2 separate regions of the Homo sapiens genome follow, and region 1 is linked to region 2. The links are chromatin contacts, found by Hi-C or POLR2A ChIA-PET in ENCODE. All regions are on one chromosome and are shown on one strand. The core of a region is the stretch at or near the end of the contact, and the rest is flanking DNA. Distances in the headings are between cores, read along the strand shown. Region 1 overlaps MYOM1 (myomesin 1). Region 2 overlaps DLGAP1 (DLG associated protein 1).

What was found. A loop is a pair of places that touch in the nucleus more often than their neighbours do. ChIA-PET counts read pairs that join two places held with the same protein, here RNA polymerase II (POLR2A).
Region 1: a loop to region 2 is called in a map of endothelial cell of umbilical vein, with 14 times the contacts of the local background. The contact joins two enhancer-like sites. A Hi-C loop is called at or near these places in 1 of 168 maps with a recorded cell type or tissue (endothelial cell of umbilical vein). POLR2A ChIA-PET finds 5 or more read pairs at or near these places in 1 of 52 experiments (K562).

Annotation. Positions count from the first base shown.
Region 1 is chr18:3,099,163-3,106,031 of GRCh38, forward strand. MYOM1 (myomesin 1) reads right to left here. Exons shown (of 38, transcript NM_003803.4): 23 at 3,312-3,468; 24 at 1,158-1,264; 25 at 997-1,041. Among named protein-coding and RNA genes, the nearest start is that of LPIN2, 89 kb to the left of the region's middle. Within about 2 kb of position 4,614, at least 3 of the 41 ENCODE cell types and tissues checked have a DNase peak (open chromatin) inside an H3K27ac peak, as active enhancers do; they include endothelial cell of umbilical vein, where a contact is called at or near this core.
Region 2 is chr18:3,623,365-3,630,072 of GRCh38, forward strand. The region is part of intron 7 of DLGAP1 (DLG associated protein 1); the gene reads right to left. Among named protein-coding and RNA genes, the nearest start is that of DLGAP1-AS2, 23 kb to the left of the region's middle. RefSeq lists enhancers at 116-689, 472-1,671, 1,836-2,407 and a silencer at 506-800. Within about 2 kb of position 1,612, at least 33 of the 41 ENCODE cell types and tissues checked have a DNase peak (open chromatin) inside an H3K27ac peak, as active enhancers do; they include endothelial cell of umbilical vein, where a contact is called at or near this core.

The DNA.
Region 1 (6,869 bases), core at 3,364-5,863, 520 kb before region 2:
CACTCAGCCTCACTATCAAACAAGTCACTCCTTGCAGATGTAAGAGAAGGTCCGCAATTCATTCTAGAGCAGTGGTGTGTGTTTTTAAATTACAGTCTCCATTGGGGAATTTACTAAAAGTGAAGGATACTCTTCCTAGAAAAATGCACATATATCAATATACAAAGGCTGTTTGTCCATAGTCTGGAATAGGAATATAGTTTTCTGGGTTCCTGAAACTCCTTTATTAGTGGAGGATTTATATTTTAAGTATTAAAATTTCTGATTTAAAAAGAATGGGTGTATACTATCACTTTCTACTTGTTTTCTCAAACTCCAGGGTGCAACTTTCTGGATGCTTCACTACCTTGGCCAGTGGGTACTAATGGCAAGAGATCCCCCCATCTGGCCAGTGGAACCTTCCAAGGGTCATTTCTGACTTCCTTCTCTTCTCTTAGTGTCAAGTGTGGAATTTAATCTTTTATGTAGAAGGTGCTTTATTGAAGGGTTGTACATTGTTCAGAGGGATTCTTTTTCTGACGAAGGCATGTTTGCCCAATTTTCCAGGAGTTGAAAATGGTAGGCACTGTCTTTATATTGTCTTTATTTAGAGGTATGATTCTGCTTTTAAGTGCCAATCTTACTTAGGAAAAGATTAGTTTGCATAAAGACATATAAGTGAATATATCCAGAAAATATATATGTGATTCCAACATATGTGGGCAAAAAGTGAAGAACTTAATTACTCAGATGTTACACCTGTGTAGCCTGACACTTCGCCATGTAATGGAGCATGGGATATATTTTCTATGTTAGTATCCTTGGTATCTCTGGAGAACAACCGCAAAGGAAAAGGCATCACTTCTAGAAAGCACATCTGTAGCTACTGATGTGTGTTCCATTATATGTTCTCAAGAGTCTCTCTCTTAATCCCATCAGAGCTGTCATCTGATCTATTCCAGAAGTTGCTGCCTAGTAAGACTGCTAAAAACCTGTGAATGTATTGTGGATACTTACTTGGGAACTTGTGTTCATGGCTGAGAGCAAGTAAACGTTTCAATTCTGTAGGGGGAAAAAGAAGGCAGTTAAACCTTAAACTACTAAAATAAAAGTCACTTAAGAATAACTGAGAATTCAAAGCAACATTCGATGTGTGAATGCACTGATTTTAAACTTACCTTCCTCATCTATTAAGTAGCTTGATGCTATTCCATCAGTGTCTGTTACATCGCAAGAGTAAATACCCAAGTCATCCATCCCAAGGTCTTTGAAGGTCATTTTCGTCCTTCGGAACAAAATATTTTTCTTAGAAATGAGGCTGTGTGGGATCTGTGGGCCTGTGTTTCCCCTGAATCTGGGCATTTGTGTATACTACTCCTTTCATCTGGACACCTCCTCTCATCTTGCTGAGCTACAGCCTACATGTTCTTGGTGTCTCAGATTCAATGTCATTTACTCTGGGAGGACTTTCCTTACCTCCTTCCAGGGGGTGATGGTGACGGGAGAGTGGAACTGGCACAAATTCCACATGCCCAAGCTATGTTGCTTATCAGTGCATATCCTGCAGAAAAATACCCAGCTGATCAGTCCCTGCTGGGAGCCAGACACTTCCCCCGCCAAGGGCAGAACCTGCTGTTGGTAACTCTGGGTGCCTCTCCTATGCCATCTCCTGCTCTTCCCTTTTCTGAACTTATTATAAGCATCTTGAGCTCAAAGCATCTGTATTCTCCTCACTGTGTAATCCCTGTGCCTTCAGAGACAGGAACTGCTTTGTTTACTGTGTCACCCCCAGCACCCTGTACCTTGTCTGGCACATAGTATGTGTAATAAGTAAATGAATGGCTCAGTGGCCAAGTTCACTGGGTTTTCTAACTTTGGTAAGCTATATTGCTAGGCAGTGTCTAAGATCAACCAAACATTGAAATGTTAAGTGTATAAACTGGGAGAAAAAATTATCGTTCAATTATCTTTTCTTGGGGCAAATGTGTTTTATGTCAAGAAATTTACAGCATGGTGGCAGAAAAACATCCTTTAATTATATTTGGTATTTCCTTGTCATTCTACAGCAAAATTGCTAGTTTTTTCTTTGATTTCTGAGACACACTGGGCTTCATTGTAATAGAAAAAAGTACTTAGAAATACTGTGCTTTATCAAATATTTGCTTTATCATATCAATCCAATGTGGTTGACACTATGAAAATACAAAGCTTGGTAAGCTTTTGCTATAAAGCAAAGTAAAAAGAATACTCAAAATCTTGGCGTTGAAAGGCAATGATAGATCATACAATTCCTCCATTCTCCCCATGCTCATTTTATAGAAAAAGAAATCCGAGGTTTATGGAAGTTAAATAGCTGCCCAAGGTTATATAGCCAGCTCCTGGTAGAGATGGGCCTAGAGCTCGTTCATCTTATACTTCCACATAGAGCTTTCTTCCCATGTACTATTGTGTCACGCATGAGTGATGATCAAAAAAGCAGAAAAGATTATCCTCAATCCATTTAATTTACCATAACTTGAACCAGCGAGTTCTTCCTAGCCCCCTATAAGTATCCTTATTGTTACTTTAAGATTTCAAAATTTCATAGATAATGAGAATCATTATTAAAGCTGATCTTTATGTCAATTGAATGTTTCTAATAGCATAAATGAGATAATAAATAAGAAAGCACTTTAAATGGAATAATGTAAAAAGTATTTCATAAGAGTTGTTAGTATTTATTTTATTAGAGTCAGGGACTCACTATGTTGCCCAGGCTGGTCTTGAACCCCTAGGCTCAAGTGATCTTTCTGCCTCAGCCTCCTGAGTTGCTAGGATTTCAGGTGTGAGCCAATGAGTCAGTCTGGGATTTTTTTTTTTTTTTTTTTTTTTTTTTTTTGAGACAGAGTCTGGCTCTGTTGCCCAGGCTGGAGTGCAGTGGCGCGATCTCGGCTCACTGCAAGCTCCGCCTTCCGGGTTCACGCCATTCTCCTGCCTCAGCCTCCCGAGTAGCTGGGACTACAGGCACCCACCACCACACCCGGCTAATTTTTTTTTGTATTTTTAGCAGAGACGGGGTTTCACCATGTTAGCCAGGATGGTTTCGATCTCCTGACCTCGTGATCCACCTGCCTTGGCCTCCCAAAGTGCTGGGATTAGAGGTGTGAGCCACCGCGCTCGGCCTAGGATGATTATTTTTAAGGTTTAAGTTGGTTATTATTTTCTACAATACCAGATATAAAATATAAGTGACTTCATCCTCTTATTCCAAGCAATTTAAGTGGAAATCAGAGCTCACCTCATTCTCCTACAGTGAAAAGGAAACCCATGATTGTGATTGACATAGTCCTTACTTGTTGCCCTTGCTTTCGACTTCCAATCGTGGAGAGTCCTCAGTGGATACATAATCTTTGGACCAGGAGAACTCGGACTTTGGAGTCATCTTATCACACTCGAAGTTCAATGAAATGACTCCATCATCATCCACATTTACAACAACCTCTTTGGTTCCTACAAGATCAAAAAGAAGGCACTGATACTTCGTGGAGGAAAGCAACCAAGTAAGAATTTGTTACCTTGAGATTCTTTACTTTAACCCTAAAGTAGGGCCCTGATCCTAGGTCAGGGAAAAGCTTCACTACTCATGCAGGTGGACAGTCCTACTCCACAATTCAACTTTTATGCCATAACATGAAATTAGATGGTTGCACCACATTTCTTAGGTAGAGTCAACACCATGGACAGTATTGTTTGTGATGTGACTGATGGTACAGTTATGGGAGTGGATTGATTGCAATGAGGAAACAAGGCAGCTTTGGGAAAAGGGAAAGTCAATTGATCTTTATCAGACCCTCATTCATGACTTTTGTTTCAACAATATCCACATGCAATCAGTCATCAGGGAAGGATAGAGATGAAGAACCCAAAAGGAAATTGAATGGGAGAAAGTCCGCATGCAATCAGTCATCAGGGAAGGATAGAGATGAAGAACCCAAAAGGAAATTGAATGGGAGAAAGTAGAGAGACTAAGAATAGCCTATATTCACATATTCAAAGTCTTTAAGTCATTTAAGAGTGGAGAAATATATGGATGCCTGCTCTGTGGATCACAGAACCATAAATCAATTTAAAGATGCCCCTCTAGATTAGAGTGATAGCAACTGAGAAATGACTATTATTGAACTGCATGGAAATTTAAATGGAAATGAGTTTCAAGAGATTCAGCTCTTTCAGGAAGATTGGTTTTTGGATTAAAAAAAATTCAGTTAGTGTTTTGAGTTATTCTATTTTTGAGAGTTATAATAAATTGCACCTGCACCTAATAGAGAATTCAAGGAGAATTTGTACAGCATATGAAACATTCACATCTATGCCTAAATCCAGTTGAAAGGAGTAAAATGCTCTACTCAGATTTATACTCATTCAATTGCCAGTCTAAACTTGGTTTGTTTCAGTACATTAGGAAAAATATATATAAAATATATTACATTTAATCCCAGAAAAGTACAGCTGTATTTTTTTAAAAAGCATAAAAAAACCTTCCAAAAGAATTGAATATTTTCTGTCTGGATTGTATTACAAGAGGCCAACATCCTGGCCTACTGTCCAATAAAACTTGTTAGTGGAAAAAAAATTGCAAACGTTTTCCCAAGGGAAGGCCAAGAGGAAACCAGTGCCCAAATTGTGCCTGGCAGGATGATCTTGGTTCCTGAGCCTGATAGTTGATCTAACTTGTGTCCGTACAGATGGCAGTGTATGCTTCAACTATAAACTTCCAAAAAGTGATTGTTAGCACATGCAAAGCTTAGAGAAGACTGGTTCTAGAAAATTTTTTAAAATTCCTTTTTCTTAAACAAAGGGCTACTTTCATATTTGGTTACATAAAGTGAAATAACAATCAATTAAAGGCTTAAGTATTCCTTAATTGTCCACCATATGTTACTTTTAAAGGGCTATATGTATTCCATTGTAAGTTGCAGCCCACATTTTATTTCTATTCCTGATAACACGTGACTAATCTTCACACTCTATTTTCGTATAATAAATGTTGAACAAATGCTTTTATTAAAACTTAAGAAAAGGCTAACACTGAAGAGTGTTGAGGTTTAGACTGTATTATAATATACAGTTTGTGTGACTGAGTCACAGAAAGAATGTAAACAGAAATTTTTGTATATCTGTATTGTTACAGAGAGAAAAGAAGTGAGGTAATCTTGCTTTTTGCATAATCTCTATTTTGGAAGCATGACAGATTGCTTATATTAATCATTCATTGTTCTATCTGTGATCCCTTTTTAAAAGGAAGTGAATCATCCATATGCTTGTTGTTTATTACATTAGAGGTATGACAAGTGTACAACAAAAATATTGGTTAGCTTAAGAATCTTGATTGTGAAAGATTTGACTTTTCTGAAAACAAAATAGCCACAAAACAGAAAGAATACGAACAATTTAATCAGCCTCGCCATTCTCTAAATGCTGTAGATAACTTTTGTAGTGTAACACCTCACCCATTTGGAAAACTGCCCAAAACCAAGAAATAAGGAAAATAAGCCTCTAATACCAGTTCTGATGTGACAAAGTCCACACACTAGTATGCTGCACACTCACCAGGGAATTGGAATCTTTTTTTTTTTTTTTTTTTTTTTTTGAGACAGGGTCTCACTCTGTCACCCAGGCTGGAGTACAGTGGTGTGATCTTGCCTCGCTGTGGCCTTGGCCTCCCAGGTCATCCTCCCACCTCTGCCTCCCAAGTAGCTGGGATCACAGGTGCATGGCACCACATCCGGCCAATTTTTTTGCATTTTTTGTAGGGACAGGCTTTTGCCATGTTGGCCAGGCTGGTCTCAAACTCCTGAGCTCAAGTGATCCACCCGCCTTGGCCGCCCAAAGTGCTGGGATTACAGACATGAGCCACTGTGCCCAGCCTTGGAGTCTTTTTATACTTTGCTTGAGACAATTCTAACAAGCCTACTTGGTTGGTTTCTCTCAGTAGATTAAAAAAAGACAGGGAGGTAAGAAGCTACTATGAGCAGGAGCATTGAGAATAAAGAAAATGACAGCAAGAAAGGAGGGAGAAAAACTAAAAAGCAGGCACAAAAACATTATTTGCTATAGGGGCAGATAGCTTCTCCACCCCATAACAACATTGCTGTATCACAACACTGTGTATTAAATAAAGGTGATACTTACGGCTCTGAGTCACAGAAAAAGGTAAATAAGATTCAGTATACTGCATCCAAGAAGGATGAAAAGCTCTTATTGAATTGCATACTTTATTTTAAAACGATTTTCATCAGAAAGTCTTAAATGAAATTTTAAAGTATTAATGCTTTAGCGGTAAACCCTCAGGCAAATGGAACAAATGGTCATCTAAAACAATAATTTGTTCAGGTTTTTGAATGGCCAAATTTGGTCCCAAACCCATGAAACTTGGAGAATAAGAAAATCCTGGCCAGGCATGGTGGCTCATGCCTGTAATCACAGCACTTTAGGAGGCCGTGGCAGGGGGATCACTTGAGGCCAGGAGTTCAAAACCAGCCTGGCCAACAAGGTGAAACCCTGTCTCTATTAAAAATATAAAAATTAGCCAGGCGTGGTGGCGCATGTCTGTAATCCCAGCTACTTGAGAGGCTGAGGCACAAGAATCGCTTGGACCTGAGAGACGGAGGTTGCAGTGAGCTGAGATCACACCACTGCAGTCCAGCCTGGGCAACAGAGCAAGACTCTGTCTCAAAAAAAAGAAAGAAAATCCCGTTTAGTTTTTGTCTCAATTGCCTCAGTTACTGAGCAAAGAATATAGAGCTGAATCACTGAAGTACATTGGTCCTTCATATCTATGGGTTCTGCAACCGTGGATTCAACCAACTGTGGATTGAAAATACTTGGGGAAAAAACAATAAAAGTAACAA
Region 2 (6,708 bases), core at 362-2,861:
CATTATCTTCCATTTCCAGGCTTCGCATGTATAAGAGGTCCTAGACACAAATTCACCTACACAAGGGATTCAGTCCGTCTTAGGTTCTGCTAATGACAACTCTTCTTGAAGTTCTTCAAGGCCGTGTGAAAAGGAAAAGCCAGCCGGGCACAGTGGCTCACGCCTGTAATCCCAGCACTTTGGGAGGCTGAGGCGGGCGGATCACCTGAGGTCAGGAGTGCGAGACCAGCCTGGCCAATGTGTCTCTACTAAAAATACAAAAATCAGCCGGGCGTGGTGGCGCATGCCTGTAATCCCAGCTACTCAGGAGCCTGAGGCAGGAGAATCGCTTGAACCTGGGAGGCGGAGCTTGCAGTGAGCCGAGGTCACACTACTGCACCCCAGCCTGAGAGACAGAGCAAGACTCCGTCTCAAAAAAAAAAAAAAAAAAAAAGGAAAACCCCCCTAGAAAATGCTTTTCCCGTTGCTTCCCTGCTAATGGGCCTTTTTCATCAGGGCAGCCTCCAGCCTTAGGATGTGGCCGGTCCCCGTGCGGATGCCCGTTTCCCCTCCTGCCTGCATTCATCTGACCGGTTCAGTGGGATCTGGTACTTTTCCTCCCTCCTCCTCGTGCTGGGCTTCCACATCATCCAGACAGCTGCTGCCACATTCCACCGCTCCAGCAGCGGAAGTAAGGCACATTTAGGCCCTTTCTGGGTGAGTGACAGCATTTGAGATGAGATTAATCAAATGCCAGTGTTAGGGGAAAGCAGCCTTTCCCTGAGTCACCTCTGCTCCACCTTTCTCATGACACAGAGCATGAGCCTGTCCAACGGTTGGCCTGTGCGTCAACCTCTGGCCAGGAGACAACGGGCGCCTGTGACCTGGGCGTGAACCGTCTGTTTGTGCGCATAGGTCTGACACTGCTGCTGGGCGAGCCTGCGTGCCCCTGCCCCGCGGTCCATTGACTGTGCCGCTGAGCACAGGCAGGGATGTGTGCCTGTCGCCCTGGGCCGCTGTCCCCTGACGGCAGATGAGATATTCTTCCAGCTCAACACTGATGTTGCAGGGTTTTTCCTCACCTACCGCATGACGACTGAATGAAAGCATTCCAGGAAACCAAAAGGGCTGGGCAGGCCTCTGGAATTTCAAAGCCGACAGCCTGGCCCTGCTGGCAGCTCATTTCTGCCGCGTCATTTTCTCTGAACTGTAGGAGTAGTTTTGTAGCAAACTTATCACCAAAATCCCACAAATGTTAAGCATTACCCTTCTTAGAAAGGAAAAGCCTACTTACTTTTCCCCATTGGAAGACTTCAATTTTTTAAGATTCAAGAAATCCCCAAAAGTCATGATAAAGAAGAGGGAAAACAGACTGAGCATACCCATCCCCTTTTAAATTCAAATTTATTTTGTTTTTTTCTGCTTAGCTACAGGGAAGGTTTGATCATATCACATCTGAGTTAGGCCATATGCACCCAGGGGGAATCTCAAGAGCAAACTAATCTAAACTCCAAGAAATAGACCACTAAGACCCACCCAGGTAGTACTCACTGAACGCTCTTCCTGCCTCTCATAAGAACCAAAAATAGCGGTTTCCCGCAGATGCTCCCAGAAGCAAAGTCTACCTACCACACACACAATATGCAGAAGGGAAAAACCCAAGCCACAAGTCCCTAAACGCCTGAGTCGTGACTCATGGAGGCTGTCCTCCACCCCTGCCAAGTATAAGAAATGATTTCTACCCACCCACTTCTCTAAGGAGATGGTCCCTCATTCCTCTCTCCCGAGCAGGCTTCACAGCCCCCTTCATAGAGATGAAGCCCTAGTCATTAAATGCCCAGTGATGTTACGACTGCCAAATTCTATGACTATTTGGAAAGTTTTATCAGGTATGGATACACTCCACCTATTTGCTTAGGTGGCCAAGATCTCTGTGCAGTTGCACAGACAGTTTCTGTCCTCCCACCCCGTGAGAGGTTGTGTGTGTGTTTGCGGGGGCTGGGAAGCTAATGGAGGGAAGGAGAGACCTCCTCAGGTGAGTCACCTTGCAGTGGAACTGCTTCCTGTGTGTGTGAAGTTCTTCAAGGAGGCACCACTTCACGCAATGCCCCAAACAGAAAAATCGAAGCAAATTAGCAAATTATTTTCTAGGAGATTAGATGTTGGACAACTTCAAGCTTTCACAATAGAAAATGGCTTGTTTTAAGGCAGTTAAACCCAAAGCATGCCTTTTTTGGGGTTTTGTTTATGAATATGTTGTAATCTAAGAAGAGTAATGTTCTTACAGAAAAATTAGACCTTCATGATTGCAATCTAAGTGAGAGGCAATTAGGCTTATTTTTCTTAGAGATTAGTACATCATGTTAGTTCAGAAAGCATTTGTAAAACAGAAAAAAAAAGGAAATCATAAATATCAATTTCATCTTAACACAATGCAACTATCACTGTTCTCAACCTGAGTTCTTAATTTCTGGCATGTCACAAATTCCTTGAACTACCAATGTTGAACTAACCTCCCCTGACCCAGGGAGTTGAATAGTTTTTTCAAAGGATATGATCAAATCTCTGTTCATGCATGCCTACATTTATTCATTTTCCAAAAGCATAAATTAATTCTGAGGGACAGAAAGTAGACTTGTGCTTGCCTAGGTTTGTGGGAGATGAAAATGTGGCTGGGAGCCATGGCTCACACCTGTAATCCCAGCATTTTAGGAGGCTGAGGCAGGAGGATCATTTCAGCCCAGGAATTCAAGACCAGCCTGGACAACATAGGGAGACCCATCTCTACAAAATAAAAAAATTAGCCCAGCGTGGTGGCACATCCCTGTAGTGCCAGCTACTTGGGGGGCTGAGGTGGGAGGATCACTTTAGCCCGAGGTTGAGGCTACAATGAGTAGTGATCGCGCCAGTGCACTCCAGCCTGGGCTACAGAGTGAGACCCAGTCTCAAAAAAGAAAAAAAAAAAAAAGATCAGGAATGGCGGCTCACATCTGTAATCTTAGCATTTTGGGAGGCTGAGGTGGGAGGATTGCGTAAGCCCAGGAATTTAAGACAAGCCTGGGCAACATGGCAAAACTCAGTCTCTACAAAAAATACAAAAATTAGCTGGGCATGGTGGTGGGCGTCTGTAGTCCCAGCTACTCAGGAGGCTGAGGTGGGAGGATCACTTGAATGTGGGGGGTCAAGGCTTCAGTGAGCCGAGATCACACCACTGCACTCCACCCTGCTGGGTGACAGAGCAAGAACCTGTTAAAAAAAAAAAAAAAAGCAAAGAAAAGAAAGCTGGATGTGGTAGCTCATGCCTATCATCCCACTACTTTGGGAGGTGGAGGTGGGCGGATCACTTGAGGTCAGGAGTTCAAGACCAGCCTGCCCAACATGGAAAAATTTTGTCTCTACTAAAAATATAAAAATTGTGGTGGCGTGCACCTGTAATCCCAGCTACTCGGGAGGCTGAGGCAGGAGAATCATTTGAACCCGGGAGGGCGGAGGCTGCAGTGAGCTGAGATCACGCCACTGCACTCCAGCCTGGGCAACAGAGTGAGACTCTGTCTCACAAAAAAAAGAAAAGAAAATATTTGAAGCTAAGACTGTGGTGATGGTTGTACAACTCTGTGAGCACACACACAAAAAACGCTGAATTGTGCACTTTAAACGAGTGGATTTTATGACATATGAGTCATATTTCAATAAGGTCATTAACAATGTACCTGAAAGAATTACATGGTCTCATGAAAGTACTGCTAACATTTTATTAGTGCTAGTAATTTTTTTTTAATAGAGATGAGGGCTCACTATGTTGCCCAGGCTGGTCTTGAACTCCTGAGCTTAAGTGATCTTCCCGCCTTGGCCTCCCAAAGTGCTAAGATTACAGGAGTGAGCCACCACACCTGGCCTAGTGCTAGTAATTTTTTGTCAGTTGTTTCTGGTGTGTGATTACTAATACAATGCTCTTGAGAAGAACAGATTGCAGAAGTTTATAGGCTTCTGAGCTCAGGGAAGGCACTGACCGAGTCCCAGGCAGGCAAATGCAGTGAGTGAATTTGTTCAGTCCAATGTGTTGTCAGTTTCCTTCGTACAGTTCCATGAGATAGAGGAATGTTAGGCATATATGTTTGCTTTCTTATCCCCCATCTTTCCTGTCCTTCTCCCACACGCTACAGTCCTACACGCTATCCGGATGCTTCTCTAATGGGTGGGCGTATCAGAATTTTGAGGAGGAAGACAGTGAAGAGCAGGTAGTTTTTGTAATTTGAAAAAACATACAGTAGTTTGTCTTGTAATATAATATTTAGTTGTGGGGCATTCCTTCTTTCTCTGCTATATATATTTTTAGAGATGGGGTCTTCCTCTGTTGCCCAGGCTGCAGTGCAGTGATGTAATCACATCTCACTGCAACTTCAAATTCCTAAGCTCAAGTGATCCTCCTGCCTTAACCTCCCAAGTAGCTGGGACTGCCCATCTAATTAATCCCTCCGCTATTTTTTCTTTCTTTCTTCCTTCCTTCCCTCCCTTCCTCCCTCCTTCCTTCCTTTTTTTTTTTTTTTTTTTTGAGATGGAGTCTCGCTCTGTTGTCCAGGCCGGAGTGCAATGGGGCGATCTCGGCTCACTGCAACCTCCCACCTCCCCGGTTCCAGTGATTCTCCTGCCACAGCCTCCCGAGTAGCTGGGATTACAGGCGCGCACCACACCTGGCTAATTTTTGTATTTTTAGTAGAGATGGGCTTTCACTATGTTGGCCAGGCTGGTCTCGATCTCCTGACCTCAAGTGGTCCACCCGCCTTGGCCTCCCAAAGTGGTGGGATTACAGGCGTGAGCCACTGCGCCTGGCCTTGTGCTATATTCTTTTTTTTTTTTTTTTTTTGAGACGGAGTCTCGCTCTGTCACCTAGGCTGGAGTGCAGTGGTGTGATCTTGGCTCGCTGTAACCTCTGCCTCCCGGGTTCGAGCGATTCTCCTATTTCAGCCTCCCAAGTAGGTGGGATTATAGCCATGTGCCATCACACTCAGACGATTTTTGTATTTTCAGTAGAGACGAGGTTTGACCATGTCCGCCAGGGGTCTTGTACTCCTGACCTCAAGTGATCCACCCACCTCAGCCTCCCAGAGTGCTGGGATTACAGGCATGAGCCAGTGTGCCCAGCCTATTCTTAAAGAATAATTACAAAATGAAGATTCCGAAACCACCACGTAGGCCAAGCTATAGAATGCCTCCGAGCCTGCAGTTCACATTCCCCGTGCATCTTTTCCCTGTTACAAACCCCTCCTATCCCAGAAGTAACTAGTCTGCTGATATTTGTCATTATTTTCTTGCCTTTAGTATTTCTGCATGCATTCCTAAACAATATAGCTTGATTATGCCTGGTTTTGAACTTTAAATTAAAAGAAGCTTACTACATATATGTATTCTTTTGTATTTTGCTTCTTTTACTTAATGTTGTGGGTTGATTCACCTATATTGTAATTACATACAACTTGTCAATTTCCATTGCTATATGAAAATACCATTTCATTGCATGGAAATAAACAATAAAAATACATTTTACTATAGATGGATATTTAGGGTTTTTTTGGTATTTGAACAATGCCACCATGAATATTCCTGTCCTGTATTTGGCACACAAGTAAAAGACTTTTCTAGAAAATGTTCGGGTTGTTTGCTATGAGTTTCTTCATAATGTCAAATAATATTTTTAAAAATGTGGATATTGTCCCAACATACACTCCCATAACAGTGCATGAGAATTCCTATTGCTGCTGCATATCTTTGCCAACATTTGATATTGTTACACTTTATAATTTTTTGTGGCCAGGCACAGTGGCTCACACCTACAATCCCAGCACTTTGGGAGGCCAAGACAGGAGTTTGAGACTAGCCTGGGTAACACAGCAAGACGCCATCTCTAAAAAAATAAATAGCTGAGGTGGGAGGATCACTTGAACCTGGGAGGTTGAGGCTGCAATGAGCCATGATTGTGGCACTGCACTCCAGCTTGAGTGACAAAGTGAGGCTCTGTCTACAAACAAATAAATAAAAATAAAAAATAGGCTGGGCGCGGTGGCTCAACCCTGTAATCCCAGCACTTTGGGAGGCTGAGGCGGGCGGATCACGAGGTCAGGAGATCGAGACCATCCTGGCTAACACGCTGAAACCCTGTCTCTACTAAAAATACAAAAAAATTAGCCGGGCGTGTTGGTGGGCGCCTGTAGTCCCAGCTACTCGGGAGGCTGAGGCAGGAGAATGGCGTGAACCCGGGAGGCGGAGCTTGCAGTGAGCCGAGATCGCGCCACCGCACTCCAGCCTGGGCAACAGAGTGAGACTCTGTCTCAAAAAATAAATAAATAAATAAATAAAAATAAATAAAAAATAATGAAATAATTTTTTGCTAACCTGGTAGGTGTGTATTGGTATCTCACTGTGGATTTAATTTACTTATTTTGGATTCCTAATGAGATGAGCACTTTTTGCAGGTTTTGATATTTCGATGTCCCTTTCTTGTGAAGGGCAAAGTTTGAACACAATAGGCAAATGTAGCAATCTTTTTAAAAATTTTCATGCTCTTCATATTTTATTTCAGAAACTTCCCCTACCCCCATATCATTTTGGGAAGCTTTATTGTTTGGCCTTTCACATTTAGGTCTTAAATTCAACTAGAATTGCTTAGGAGGGCTGGAGTATAAAGTTGTAATGGTTAATTTTATGTGTCAACTTGACTGGGCCATGTGGTAC